3 separate regions of the Mus musculus genome follow, and all the other regions are linked to region 2. The links are chromatin loops, found by intact Hi-C in ENCODE. Cell type or tissue: heart. All regions are shown on one strand. Region 1 holds the start of BB557941 (expressed sequence BB557941). Region 2 holds the start of Gpd2 (glycerol phosphate dehydrogenase 2, mitochondrial). Region 3 overlaps Gpd2 (glycerol phosphate dehydrogenase 2, mitochondrial).

Region 1 (5,000 bases), 57 kb after region 2:
ATTTCGCTCGTTGGCAAAAACAAACTATATTCAAAGTAAAATGGTCTGACCTTGCTCTCTCTCAGGCTACTTGGGATTGGAGTTTAGATTTTCCTGTTCTCTAATATCTTATATATATTTTTAATATTTGTGATTCTATAATTTTTTTAACTTCAAGTTCTGCTGTTTATCCCCATACCCCTATACTCAAACTTCCTCGGACACTTTATCAATGTATAAACCCTCACATTATTTTAGCGGCTGTTTATAATCTTTCTTTATCTGCACTCAACGATTCTTAATGGATAACATCCTGAGTTACAAAGCCATATTTCAGGTAGATAGCTTGGGCAGTTGGCTAAGCTCTCAGACACCGGATGAAATAGTGGCCAGGTCCCAATCTTCCCCCTACATGCCTCAGCTTCATCTTTTGTTAAGTTGCAGTGATTTACTTCACTAGGATGAAGTCCACGCACAGCTAACTCACCAAGCCTCTGTAACTGCTAGCATAAACTGCTAGTGTGGCTTGTATTTTATTCTATTTTATTTTTCCTGGAATCTTTCCTAGCTAGTCAGAGGTCCTTCAAAAATGTCGGAATTTTCCTTCCAAAAGTAAAGAGGCCAATGATGTCTATCTAAATCCACAGTATTCTATGAATTACAAGTACATCTTTGCCTTGAACAATATTTTCATGACCTCATTTCTTTCTGTTATTTTATCCTGATAGACCCTGGTTTGGATTTTGGCAGTGCCCCTTTCCATGGAAATGAGGTGAAGGTTCAGACCCATCCTACGAGCTGAAAGAGATCCCAAGAGTGTCATTTCACTCACGAGACAGGAACCATCTACAGAACTCAGGTCACTTGGCCAGAGTAAGTAATACGTCCCAGTTCTGTGTGTGTATGTGTGTGTGTGTGTGTGTGTGGGGGGGGGGGTGTCAGTAGGACAGTTCAGTTTTCTCCTAATAACTTAAGTTGTGTCAAAGTTTCTAATTCCTCATTCTCATTTCTATTTCCAATCCCTAAAAATATTTCCGTTTTTCTGACTGTTTAAAATAATTGGCCAAGCTGGGTGCTGTGGCACATGCCTTTAATCCCAGCACTTGGGAGGCAGAGGCAGGTGGATTTCTGAGTTCAAGACCAGCCTGGACTACAGAGTGAGTTCCAGGACAGCCAGGGCTACACAGAGAAACCCTGTCTGGAAAAAAGGCAGTGTTGGTGCATGCAGAGGCAGGCAGATTTCCGAGTTCCAGGCCAGCCTGGTCTACAGTGTTCCAGGACTGCACAGAGAAACTCTGTCTCGAAAAACAAAACAAAATCAAAATAGGATATATATCTCCATTATATATTATATCCACATATAATATATATTATATCCACATATATATAGTATAATATATATACATATATTATTACATACATATATATTAATATATATATATATATTATACACACATATAAATGAGATCAAAGTATTTGAAAATAGGCTGGAGATCATAAAGTTGTATATAGAGTAAATCTTCATACACTTGCATTCTTTGCCAAGAACAAAACCAAGTAAACACAAACTCCCACCCCAAAACCCTCATACAGTTTAACAAAAGTTAGAATAGTAAGAATTTTAAAATGTTAATATTTTGCCAATATTTAACGATCGTTGAATTTAAAACTCTGTGACATGCTCAATGATACATGTAGAAACGTTTTCTGCCCTAAGATTCTGTGATCAGTGGAACTATCTTCAAATACAATGTATGTAAGTGAGATTTAAAAACTTAAGGAGAAAAACAAAAGAATTCTGTTTCTTTTCCTAATTTTTAAATATATATATAAAAACAGAATTGACACAAGAATTACTCATGTGTAAATATATCCTAGTATAGTATAACAGAACACCATAATATGTGCTTGCATTGGTGGTTCAGTGGTAGAATTCTCGCCTGCCACGCGGGAGGCCCGGGTTCGATTCCCGGCCAATGCACTTGCCTTTTTGTTTCAAATCTTGTTTTTCTAAAATATTAACATTAATGAAGAAAGAAACTACGAATTTTTCTTCCTAGCATTTCGTTTCACTTGTTTTCCCAGCAATCACTAGAGTGAGTTTTCCACACTGCAGATTTTTCACGGCCTTTTTGTTTTCGGTTTTCGATGTTGTAGTGGTGGGCAAAATGTACAAGTGAAAATCTTTTCTTTGAGAAAGAATGAAAAACAGAATTCCGGCTGCTTGGAGATGCCGGGGATTGAACCCGGGACCTCACACATGCGAAGCGCGCGCTCTACCACTGAGCTACATCCCCCAGCCGCTAACTGCTCTCTTCATATGCCTACTTATACAAAGAACCCAACGCTCCTCTAAACCAAGGAGTCAGTCTGACTTTAGCAGATTCCACAGTGCATTTCTTTTTTATAATCCTTTCTCAGGCTCTGCTCGTGGTACATCTGAACCGACCCGGTGCAGGGAGCCCGCAGCTAAACTCAGCGGCCAGGAGAGTCGCAACCAGGCGGTCAACGCCAGGTTCCAGTTGGAGCCGGGAGCCTTGAACTGCCAGAGGGGCGGGACCGAGCGCAGCCCAGCTCTTTGATCCTACTGCGCAGGCGCCAACGATTCCTGGCGGGTAGCATAGGTTCTGAGCTTTTCTTTCAGCTAGGTTACAGACTGGGTCCTCTACAAGTCGGCTAGTTCGCTGGGCCAGAAGAAAGGAACTGCGGACACCATTCAGGTGACTCAAGAGACTTGTTGCTGTATATGCCTGTCTCTGCATTTAAAACTTTTGTGGATTTATCTGGGTACCCTGCACTTTTGGAAACCCCCTATGTCTCAGGAAAGCTGCGTAAAATCTATGGTTTACCTAGTGACGTTAACATTTATGCTCTGCTGTTTGGAGGACCAAATGCCCGTAGATTCTTTTAGATGGAGGTTACAGTCAACTCTTGCAGCAGAAAATGATTTTGCTATTTGCTCCTCCTTTGCATGATTCTCAACTTGAAACAAAATGATGCTGTCCCCTTCTTGGTGGCTTAGACTTGTATAAATGTTAAGATAGGGTGGAGAACCTGCTGTAGACGGCTTTTCATTCCTTTTCTATTTACACCTTGGGTCAGTCGGACTGACTGATATATATATATATCGTTTAATGTCCTCCATCTACCCTGACCTAACCGCACCTCAGCCCTAAAGTTCCAGGTGGTTGGATGCAAGCTAGATGGTTCGATGGGCTATGAATGAAAAGACGAGTGTATCTCTTCCAGGTGTATTTAAAACTGATTCCATTCCAGGTGAGGCTCAGTGGTAGCAGGGTAGGTATATGGTGTAGGCAGAGCAGCATCAGGTCGTTTCCATTTAACCTGTTAGGCTGAGGCCATAAAGCTGCGGCAGCGTGAAGGCCTGAAGTTTCCTCACCCTTCGCTTGTGCTCTCCAAAAGGCAGAGCAGAAAGCAGAAAAACGTCAAAAGTCACTGGGTAAACCACCAGCTTCATAATCACATCCTGTGTTAAGAATAAGCAAATGTCCACATATGCTTACAGCCATTTAAACAAATGATAACTCTGATTTTGTTAACTAGAACAAAGCCACACGTGGATCTAATTCAGCTATAATAAGGAATGTTTCAAAAGAAGTGGGGGAAACCAGTGGGCCGTTATCAAGGAGGCTTGCTCTATACCCAAGAATATCCCTGCATTCCTTTCCAAGACACTAGAACACACATTTCTTTCTTTCTTCTTCTTTTTTCTTTTATTATTCTCTAATATATTACATATAGACAACAGCTTTCCCCTCCCCTCTCCAACTCCCCTCTCCCCCATCTATTCCCCTATTCCCCTACCCCTGTCAGTCTCTCCTCAGAAAAAAAAAAAAAAGCAGGCTTCCCAGGAACATCCACCAAACGTGGTATAACAAGCTACAATAAGACCAAGCACAAACCATCACATCAAGACAGGAGCAGGGAACCCATAGGGAGAAAAGGGTCCCACAAGTCGTCCCCACTGTTAGGATTCCCACAAGAACACCAAAGGAGTACACATTTCCTATTTTCTTTTTTCCTTTTCTCTTCTTTTCTTTTCTTTTCTTTCTTTCTTTCTTTCTTTCTTTCTTTCTCTCTCTCTCTCTCTCTCTCTCTCTCTCTCTTTCTTTCTTTCTTTCTTTCTTTTTTTTTTTTTTTTGGTTTTTCGAGACAGGGTTTCTCTGTATAGCCCTGGCTGTCCTGGAACTCACTTTGTAGACCAGGCTGGTCTCGAACTCAGACTAGGCCATCTTCTGCTACATATGCAGCTAGAGATATGAGCTCTGGGGTGGGGGGTGGGGGGGTAACTGGTTAATTCATATTGTTGTTTCACCTATAGGGTTGCAGACCCCTTCAGCTCCTTGGAGGAGCACACATTTCTTAAACTGATTCTGAATCAGAAATTGGAGTCAGAATCAGTCTCTACCCCAAGGGTTTCAATAGGGAAACTGGGAAAGATGCATGTTCTTCTAGCAACTTGTTCTGGAATTCTCCTTAGGATTCCTTTCCTCAACCTTCTGCCGATTTAGCTACTACCAGAAGCCTTCCCTTTTTTCTCAATCAATTCTGGTTTGTTTGTTGGTTGGTTTGTTTTGGCTTCTAAGGCAGAAGCTTGATAATTAGCCTAGGCTGGTCTTGAACTTGGGACAATTCTCCTGTCTACCCCTGAGTGTGTGGATAATAGAATTGGCACATGATGCAAGCCAGGCTCTCAGTAATTTTGAGGATTTCAGAGTTAAGACCAAGGAAGCCTCATTTTAAATGCTCCTTCTCCAAGTCCACAGATCCAAAGCCCCTGGAGAGTCACCTGATAAAGCAAATGAGCCCTGGCTCTAAAACCAGCAGAGGCTGTGGTGTGGCATCACTGGTCTGGCTTGGGCCAAGTGGATAGCTTGAACTTATTGGACCATTTTACTACTGTGGTTGGTGGAGAGATGAAAAAGGAGGCATGTTCCAGAAAACTCTTTGGATCACTTCCATTTTTGTATGCAAATAAAAGTGCCCCAGGTTTTAAAAGG
Region 2 (5,000 bases):
ATTGTTCCCTCTTCTAATAACCACAGCTGCCTCTTGCCTTCCTCTGGCATGACATATAAAAACTAAATCACTGCCGGGCGTGGTGTAATCCCAGTACTCGGGAGGCAGAGGCAGGTGGATTTCTGAGTTCCAGGACAGCCAGAGCTATACAGAGAAACCCTGTCTCGAAAAACCAAAAAAAAAAAAAAAAACAAAAACAAAAACAAAAACAAAAACAAAACAAAACAAAACAAAAAAAAAAAAAAACCCCAAACCTAAATCACCTGTCTAGCTGTATGCTTTTTCCCAAAATTTGCTTTTCCAATGCAAAAGAAAAATAAGAGGAAGGACACTAACATTTAGAGTTTCTTGCCTCTAGGACATATTACTAGTGATTGTAGACCTGGTATATATATGTGTGTGTGTGTATACGTATATGTGTGTGTGTGTGTGTGTGTGTGTGTGTGTGTGTGTGTGTGTGTACATATACATATACCATTACCCATATTTTGTCTATGAGACTTAGTAAATTTGAACATGTTCTCTAAGGCCAAAACTTTCTGTTTCTTAGACTCAGATACATTGTTTCAGGTTAGTCACTGCCGGAGAAAGCATTTGTGGAAGACTATTGCAAACCAAGCCACCACTCCTGGTGCTAGAGATCTGAAAGTGTGTAAGACACACCCAACCCCAGTAAAAACGTACATCCTGGCCTGGAGAGATGGCTCAGGGGTTAAGAGCACTGGCGGCCCTTCTGAAAGTCCTGAGTTCAAATCCCAGCAAGCACAGGATGGCTCACAACCATCAGTAATGAGATCTGACACCCTCTTCCGGTGTGCCTGAAGACAGCTACAGTGTACTTAGATATAACAACAAATAAATCTTTGGGCCGGAGCAAGTGGGGCCAGAGCAAGCAGAGGTCCCAAGTTCAATTCCTAACAACCACATGATGGCTCACAAGCATCTGTACAAGTACAGTGTACTCATATACATAAAATAAATCTTAAAAAAAAAAAAAAAACTTACATCCTGACTATGGACAGGATAATGTAAGAATTCTATCAGTATGTCAACATCATTCATCTCATTCATCCACAGTGACAATCAACTCTTTTTTGACTGTCTATAAGAAGCATTAGTTATAAGACTCAGCAGTGGGGTGTGACATCCACTGAGAACTGCTAACTCTGTGCCCTTTTCATTAACAGTGAGGCATGCAACTGCCTTCCCATGGTTCCTAGAATGACTTATTTATAAGGTGACTATGTGACTAATGCTCTCAGAAAGCAGAGTTCTAACAGTTTTGTCTCTCATCCCAAATTCTTTCCCATTGTTCACTGAGGTGAAGGGTTAGGTTGCTAAAATGAAGGAAGTGTGGTCGTTTGACTAATGTCTCTATGAGAAACAGGGGGAGGTTTCAACACTCATCATTAAGGCCCCAGAGACAGCACATGCTATCCACTGGGCAATGGCATCCAGGCCCCATATGCTAACCAACAGCTCCCAAGAAGCCCCATGGTCCCAGAGAGGCCATCACCAGCACTTTCCACGTTCAAAAAGAGAAATTCCAAGACTCTCAAACTTTGAAATACATGCAAGATACAAAGTTTTGTTTTAAGCAAACAGGGCAACTTCCTTCTCTCACCTACTCACACAAATTGACAAATGTAACTTTTGGCTGTTTCTGTAGCAACCCCTGGGATATTTACTTCTTGTAACACTTAGATGCCCCTGTCATTGAACTTTTGTAAGAACTTGTGTTGCTTGAGGAAGGCTGTTTCAGGAGTACGTATATCTTCCTAAGGGATAAAGGACGGTCTAGGGACCATCACCTGCTAAAAGCCTTCCTAAAGCTGCAGCACTCAGCAAACTTTCTTTGGCAAGACACAGTTGCTTTGCGGAGAGAGGAGGCTGTTGCCGGTGTACACTTTGCATTTCCTCCTGGGCCAGTCACACCCCGGCAACTGAGTTTCTCAAAGAAAGCCTCCTCCCCCTTGCAGAAGGGTCTTCCCCGCCTCACCTCAGAAGGAAACAGCAAGCCTCCGCATCAGACAAGCCACTTTCACAAGTTAAAACTTTGCATAAAGTTTCATTGATGTGGGAACGCCCTGCCTCCAGCTAGGTAAAGCGTATCTCAAACGTATTCCAGTCTCGCCTAACCCTGAATGAGAATTGTGCTCCTCCTCCGTTGGTGGGAACAAATTCACAGTCTCGCCCCAGTTTCCCGCCACCACCACCTCCACCTCCGCCACACCGCAGTCCCACCGAGTCACACAAGTCAGAGAGGGACCACTTCCTCCTAGAAGCCGAGGCAGAGGACCAGGTCGCCAGGACGCACACACCTGAGATCGGTCGTCACGCGCAAGGGGTCGGCGAGCAAGGGAGTCAGGATCCTCCAGCCAGAACGGAGTCGGCCTCACCGAGAACCAGAGTGGCCCTGAGCTCGCGGCGAGCGCGCCGGGATGTCACCGGGTCAGGCGGGGCCACCGTAACCCGACCCGCCCGCCGACGCCCCTCCCGGCCACTTCCTCCTCCCCTCGTGCGCCTCCGCCTCCCCGGGGGATGATCCGGCAACTCAGCCACCGCCTTCGCCGCGACACCGCGGCCCGGGCGACTCTGCCCGGCAGGGAAATGCGGAAGTGCAGCCGGTGGGAAAGGGCGGCTGCAGACCCGGCGCTCTGGGTCTCGCAGGGACGTGGGCTGGCCATGCCCGAGGTTATCGATCCTGCCCTGAGCCCCGGCGGAGCACGACTCCATACCCTGCCACTCCTTGCTAGCTGGAGGAAAGAAGAGAGGGCTGAGCTAGGCCGGGGAAGCCGCTGTGGTGTTGGGTTTCTGTCCCTCCCCACGCGGGCCACTCCTGCCATCTGCCCTAGGGGGAGGACGTTTCCCCCGCCTGCTGCCTACCGGGGTTGCCTTACCTGATCACCCGTCGCGCGCCCTTAGATCCGGCGTCCCCTCCTCCGCGCCTCCCAGCCGCCAGGCTTCCCTGGGCCTAGAAAGGCGTCTAGGAGTCGGGGGACTCTAGGGACTCGGCCTGCAGCTCTCGGCCCAGATACCCCAGCGTGTTCTGTGGGCGCTCCAGGCCTGTGGACCCCGGGCCTGAATGTTAGCACCGGGACCCGCTGAGAAGAACAAGCCAAATCAGCAAGGGTGGGATGCTGAGCGCTGGCCCAGCGGGCCGGGCCTCGTACAGGTGGGGGGAGGCGGAGAACCCTGGCTGCGGAGCCACAGGCTTCCCACTTGCACCCCCTCCCAACCCGACCCTGCCCACTGAGCATGCCCAGCTCACTTGTTGCAACTAAAAGGGTTAAGCAAAACCAAGGGTACCCAAGGAGGGCTCAGTTCGGGTTCCGAAAGACCCCACTTTAAATCCTGAGATTATGGTGTTGAAAAGTAGGCAGGGACTGATCCGAAAAGCTCCTCGTGCCAAATTAGTTTGAAGGAAATTGTAGCAGTGTTTAGTAATCAATTGCTAAGTCACATACATAGTATTCTTAAACCCTGTAGAAATGCCTATAGTTTGGGGTCACAAACTCACAGTAACTTATGGCAAACAAACCCTCTGTAAAGGCAAAAGAACTTGTTCCTGGCCTTGGACACGCTAAATTTACGAACTAAGCTTCTGTCGCTGTACCACTGAAAGGGTTTGGAAATAAGCCAGGGAATCTTTAGCGTTTAAAATGTGCCTTTCACAGTACAGCTATGGTGCCTGGTACAGCATCACCTGAGAACTTGGCAGAAATGCAAACAATCTGAGCTAGTGGCTACCTGAGTCCCAAACATCCGAGTTCCAGCTCCAGACCTAACCAAGCATTACAGAGGTCCAGATTCACACTAAGGGTTGAGAGCTGATGTTCAATAGCTCGGTCCTAAAGGATTCTAGTTTGAGAGCCCTAGAAGTAAGCCACTGACTTTCGGTTTTCCTGTTTTTCAGATCTCAAATATTTACTTAGAAGTTCAATGCGTTTCTCTGCAAAGAAGTAGGTCGAAATCAGGGTCCATGCTGACTTCCCACTAATTCACCTAAAAGACTGCAGTTCCTGGAAATGAAACCATTCCGCCATTGACTTTCGCATCCTAGTGCCTATAAAAGATGTTTAAATGTTCGTTGGCTTTAAGTGGATGCTTAAGTGAACAGTGTGTTTCTGGCCCAACTATGTCAAGTCTTTCTTCACTAAGTACTCCACCCATGAAGGATTCAGCTCTCATCAGAAACCCATGAGCACCCATCAGACCTCGGCATAACTTAGACGACAGAGGAGAAAAATCGGAAGCCCTGGGCAGCATTGCACTTGACAAATATGGGCCTCAAAACAAACAAAAAAGATCAGAACAGGAAGCATCCAATAGGATTCATGAAGAGCCCTAAAGGAAAAAGATGCGACAATGTGGGAAAAGGGTAAAGAGCCAGGAAGCAGCCCCAAACAATCCATGTGTTTCTTTTGAGTCCTCTCTGTCAAAACCACTGCATTTTGGCATTGTTCCTGTGTATATCACATTTCATCCCCACCACTGCTGAATAAAAGGAGCAAAATTAGAGAGGAAAATGCTCTACAGCAGATATATTCATGAATTAAAACTACTGCTTGCTTCCAACTGCTCAGATCACAACTAACTTAGAACATGTTTGTTTGTTTGTTTGTTTTAAAAAATAAAATAAAACAGCACATCTTTAATCCCAGCTGCTTGGAGATAGAGAATGGCCATGAACTTGACATCAGTGTGGCCCACATAGCAAATTCCAGGACAGCCAGAGCTACAGTGAGGCCTATCTGAAGCAGGTGGGGGGGACAGACTCATTTTTTCAGTGAACAACAGATAATTTTAAAATGTAAAGGTTTAAGGTAAGTACTTTAAAATATCACAGAGACTTATAAAATCTCTTCACCTACTCCATTCATGTCTGGTTTGTTTTTAGAGACTGGGTCTCTAAACTCACTCTGTAGACCTAGAACTAACCCTTTAGACCGGGCTGGCCTTGAACTCACAGAGATCTTACTGGCCTCTGCCTCTGGTGC
Region 3 (5,000 bases), 63 kb before region 2:
GACTCCTTCTGTGTTCTAGGTCCTATGATACAGTGCATAAGGAAGTCAGGGAGATAGTGGTTATGCTGTGAGGGACACGGGCAGGTGGGAATTTCCAGGAGATAGGAGGAGAGAGGCTCGTTGGGTAAAGTACTTGTCACGAAAGCATACAAGCATGAAGACCTGAGATTCAATCACTGGAGCCCACAAAATTATGGATGAAGTAATGAATTATCCATAATCCTAGAACTCTTACAGAGAGACTACTGGCTAACACAGGAGATTCCTAGAAACTCACAATCCAGCTAGCCTGGTATATGCAGTGGCAAACAACAAGAAAGCTGCCTCAAACAAGTTTGTCCCTGAACCCACACACATGAACACACACCCATACCTAAACACAAAAGATTTAAAAAGTCAAAAGAGTTCTATTGTTATTTACAGTGCAGGTTAGAACATTGTATGTTTTATGTATGGCATACCATTTCAATACTAAAGTGAAGTACAAGCTAAGATTCATAGACCGGAGTATCCATACCTTCTTGGGGCTGAAAACATAGCTCCGTAGTTAGGAACACTTGCTACTCTTCCTGAGAGGACTTCAATCCAGTTCCCAAACCCCAAATCAGGGAATTTTTCTAAAAGATAATATTCTCTCTAGGATGAGACTGAACAAAGATAGGTACATTCTACAAGCCACCCCATCCCCTTTATCTAAAGACTACTAAAAATCTCTTAGGGAGAAAAAAAAATCTACTTCTGATTTCTTTTCTTGCAGAGACCCTGCCTCTCTGAGGCCTCAGGGTAGCAGCAGTGCTCCAAGTCCGTGTTGTACCGTAGGTAGGTTCTTCAAGTTCACAAGTCCTGTGGTATCCATCCACAGGCAGCACTGGGAATGTCCAGGAGCTGGCTACTACTCCCTTAGGCAATTGGTTAGGTCAAGGGTCCATTCACAATCATAACGTGAGGCAGAACAATTTGGACTCACAAAGCTAGGATAGGAGAAAGCGCATGCATTCAGTTCAGAGACGTTTCGTGCCAAAGGGTTGCTCTGATAATAGTTAACAGTTAAAAATTTGAACAGAAATGTCACCGTAAAACCAGAGCAATTCTCTTGACTTTAAAGGACAAAATATTTGGAAACAATGAAGATTGAAAAGTAGAGGTGTCTGATTCAAGATCAAACACTGTCGGTGTCGAAACTAGGGGGGAAAAAAATAACAAAAATCACAAGTGCTAGCCGGCCGTGGGGGTCTTTAATCCCAGCACTTGGGAGGCAGAGGCAGGTGGATTTCTGAGTTTGAGGCCAGCCTGGTCTACAGAGTGAGTTCCAGGACAGCCAGGGCTACACAGAGAAACCCTGTCTCAAAAAAAAGAAAAAGAAAAAAAGAAAAATCACAAGTGCTGTTTGTCAACCCACATCACTGCTCTTAGACATGCACCCCAGAAAAGTTGTGCAACACTCAAATATGAGACCATTACCAGTGCTTAATTGTGTGCTATAGACAGGGAATGATAGTGAGACAGTGAATATTTTAAAAAGAGAATTGAGAGTCAAAGTATGGACACTGGACATGAGTGCATCTGGGCCAGTTGTCAAGTGGCTCTGCTCAGGCAAATCAGGAAACACAGAGACTCACCAGGGCCTTCTTCAGAGAAGACAAGACTTGTCTTACTCCACATTAGAACCTGAATTCAGGGCAGAAACCCGGACTGCATATCCTCAAAATAACATTTGCCGACCTCTTCCACACACGCCACCACCTCTACTTAGTAAATCCTACAGAGATCTTTTGGTATTCTAAATTAGTCCCTTTTTTTTTCTGCAGCTGAAGATCAGACGAGGGAGTTGACTTTCAGATGGTATTTAGGAGCCACATTATTTAAAATATGCCTCTCTTTAAACCCTAGCATCACAGTTACTGCATCAGGTTGCCTGTAGCAGGAAAGGAAGGAAAGTGAAGCTGAGAGGACAAGACCCTCAGCTTCCTATTTGGGTAACCCCAAAAGCCCTCGAGGCTGTGATCTCAGACCTCCCAGACAGCCCTCACTGAGGGTGTACTGTGTGCAGTGCCCCATCCCCAGCAGGAGAGCAGAGTAACTCAGTAAGCCCATGCCTCCCCTCACCTCAGTCCCCCCCCCCCCCATGCAAGCACTTGCTCCAGTGAAGCAAACTATCATGTGGTCTCTGTAGAAACCAAGAGGCCCCAAGTGACAGGTCATCAGGCCTTAGTCCAACAGCTAGGGAAACTGCCCCTGCCAGCACCACGTGAGTCACAAAGAAACACTGCCAGTGTACACACAGAGCCACAGACCCAAGAAGGCTCACTCACCGTGCCTCCTAAATATCCCAAATGAGATGAAGGGATTCTTATGGGTATTTTTGTTTAACCACTTAAAACTGGGAGGGGTGTTATTGGTAACAAAAATTCCTGTGTGAAGAACAGTGAAGACCATTGTGGGGGGAGGGGGCAGGCAGGTCTTTTCCATATTTTACTTACTTTATTTTATGTGTATTTGTGTGTGTCCCTGGGTGTATGTATGTGCACCACATGTGTGCAATAACAAAAGAAGTCATACATGCACCCAGAAACACACACAAATATGCGCAATAACAGAAGCGGTCATACATACACCCAGAAACACACACAAATATGCATAAAACATCCAAAATACCCCTGTAGTTATGGGTGGTCGTGAACCATGATGTGGGTGCCAAGAACAGAACCTGAGCAGTCTGCATTCTTAACTGCTGGGCCATCTCTTTGGCAGCCCGATTTAGTTTTTAATCACTTCTGGAGAAGCAGCCTTCAGCAAAAGCTGAGTTCATAGAGTCTTGCTCAAGAGGAATGGCTGAGGAGGTAGGTAAGCTTAGGCAAGCTTAAGGAGACAAGCTGAACTTACTAACCTCACCTGTAATCCCAGTCCTAGGATGCTAGGATGCTAGGGTGCTAGGGTGCTAGGGTGCTAGGGTGCTAGGGTGCTAGGGTGCTAGGGTGCTAGGGTGCTAGGGTGCAGAGGCTGGGGAACTGTTCATTTCCACACTATCCCAAGACTGTGGAGCCATAGAAGATGAGAGAGAAGGAGAAAGATGAAGGGGAGGGGAAGAAAGGAAGGATGGAGGGAGGGTGGGTGGCTGGCAAAGGATTGGAAGTTTCCAGCCTTGTCGCAGGCTGCTTGTCACTGAGGGGCTGGAGAGAAAGCAGGGTATGTGTGATTGTCCTGCGAGGAAGTGACCAGGAGCTTTTTTTTCACCCACACTGGGGTTTTTGAATCGTGTTCTGAAGGCCACCGTTGGCCACAGCAGCAATCACAGGATAGCCTCAAAAGGGAATGCCCCTAAGAACACAGTTCACATCTAAGACCAGTTTCAGTGAAGCTGCTTCGTTACATTAATAAGCATGAGGCCTGCAAGTCCAGTCCTCCTCGATCCTGTCCTGGGTGCCCATTTCCAGGAACCAGGGCTTGCCTGGGCAACTTTTTTTAAAGCAATTTTTAATCTTATTTTTTCCTTAGAAGTTCTGAGAGATTGTTTGGAGAGACACTGCTTATGTCTCCTGACAAGGGTATCACTGAAGTGTTTAAGCTGACAAAGCTGATGAAGGTTCTATAAAGTTTTCTCTGAGGGAAGGCAGAGGGATGGAGCTAGGGGATTGCTACTAGCAGACCTGAGGCTCACAGTGTTGCCAAGGCAATGAGGAACCTGGCCTCAGGAGGCAGCTCTAGCAGGGGTCTCAGGGACCCTTGCTGTCAGGGTAGATGTTTCTTTCCCTAACTCTGTGTGCTGTTACAAGAATCAGCAAGCCACGGCAGGCGGGTATTCTAGGATATATTTAAGGCTCTTTTTTTTTTTTTTTTTTTTTTTTTTTTGGTTTTTTGAGACAGGGTTTCTCTGTGTAGCCCTGGCTGTCCTGGAACTCACTTTGTAGACCAGGCTGGCCTTGAACTCAGAGATCCCCCTGCCTCTGCCTCCTGAGTGCTGGGATTAAAGGCCCACGCCCAGCTAGGTCAAGCTCTTTACGCCGCTTTTATCCGGCCATGACTTTTTTTAACAAGTTATTTGTATGTATTTACATGAAAAACCATTGTAAGTAACAATGGAATTTAAAATAAGCCACTCAGCTACACCAAGCCCTCCTCTGCTACTGTTATCTTGTCGAATTTCTGAAAAAGAGATGTGATTACTTTTCCCAAAGCAGACAACAAACGTAGTCTCCAAAATGACTACTAAGTCAGTATATTAAAACCAACATGTCAACTAAAAGTTGTTTAAACTACTTAAGAAAGAAAAAAATCAGAACCTTGACTCCCACGTATCTAGTGTTCTGAAATTCTCAATTTTGCAGGATGGGAATAAAGAAAAGAAGTAACACAAAGTCAAAGCATGACCAGAAGCCACAGCTGATTGTGTGACATTCATTGATTACTTAACTAAAATGTTTATGGTGCGTGTATGCGGGGTGCATGCCTGTGTGGGAGTGGTCCTGCGTGGGTGTGCGGGTGTATGCATGAGTGTGTGCGGGTGTGCTTGTGTGTTGATTTGTAGGGGTAAGACCTCACTATGTATGTTAGGCTTCTCTGTAACTAGTCCTGTGTGGCCCTCTGTGTAGCAGGAAACACTCCCTGAACCGGCCTCCAAGGCTGGGTATTATGTGTTCTCAACACTGGACTCCAACTTGCTTTTTCATTTATTTTCTGGTTGTTTGTTTGTTTGTTTGTTTGTTTGTTTTTAAGTCTAATGTTTCCCTTATCAGAGATTTTAAATTAAAAGCTTCGACTTCTCACTTAAGGATAAGTTAGGAGAGGTGAGAGCGGGACCTCTTTATCTTAATGGAATAACTAAGTGGCATTTTTGATGCGGCATTCAACCCTTGCGCTTTGCATTCTTACATAAGACAGGTATGATGAAATCAAAAGCATGCGTTTGAGATGCCGAGAGCTGAGAAGGCTGGGAACGAATGACTGTCCTTCAGAGAAGAAAGACGAATCTCCACATCCTAGACCAGTAATTAGGTTCAAGG

Evidence for each region. Hi-C counts contacts between places; a loop is a spot of excess contacts. Peaks named below come from ENCODE experiments on the same cell type or tissue, not always from the same donor. Only the 100,000 strongest peaks of a DNase experiment are listed, where the experiment ranks them.
Region 1: a loop joins it to region 2, with 5 times the contacts of the local background. A loop is called at or near these places in 19 of 42 quality-filtered maps.
Region 3: a loop joins it to region 2, with 2.1 times the contacts of the local background. A loop is called at or near these places in 2 of 42 quality-filtered maps.

What each region holds. Positions count from the first base shown.
Region 1 is chr2:57,179,354-57,184,353 of GRCm38, reverse strand. BB557941 (expressed sequence BB557941) reads left to right here and starts at 2,600. Exons shown (of 3, transcript NR_040356.1): 1 at 2,600-2,699. It overlaps 4930555B11Rik (RIKEN cDNA 4930555B11 gene), which reads right to left and starts at 2,523. Exons shown (of 4, transcript NR_040633.1): 1 at 2,429-2,523. It overlaps n-TAcgc8 (a tRNA gene), which reads right to left and starts at 2,276; the gene lies at 2,205-2,276. It overlaps n-TGgcc8 (a tRNA gene), which reads left to right and starts at 1,890; the gene lies at 1,890-1,960. In heart, a CTCF peak has its summit at 2,379; DNase peaks (open chromatin) are centred at 1,963 and 2,553; H3K4me3 peaks cover 1,741 bases; H3K27ac peaks cover 1,286 bases.
Region 2 is chr2:57,235,889-57,240,888 of GRCm38, reverse strand. Gpd2 (glycerol phosphate dehydrogenase 2, mitochondrial) reads right to left here and starts at 2,507. Exons shown (of 17, transcript NM_010274.3): 1 at 2,322-2,507. In heart, no CTCF peak of the experiment used is centred here; a DNase peak (open chromatin) is centred at 2,508; H3K4me3 peaks cover 2,180 bases; H3K27ac peaks cover 1,678 bases.
Region 3 is chr2:57,298,910-57,303,909 of GRCm38, reverse strand. All of the region lies in intron 3 of Gpd2 (glycerol phosphate dehydrogenase 2, mitochondrial), which reads right to left. Among named protein-coding and RNA genes, the nearest start is that of Gpd2, 63 kb to the right of the region's middle. In heart, no CTCF peak of the experiment used is centred here; a DNase peak (open chromatin) is centred at 2,229.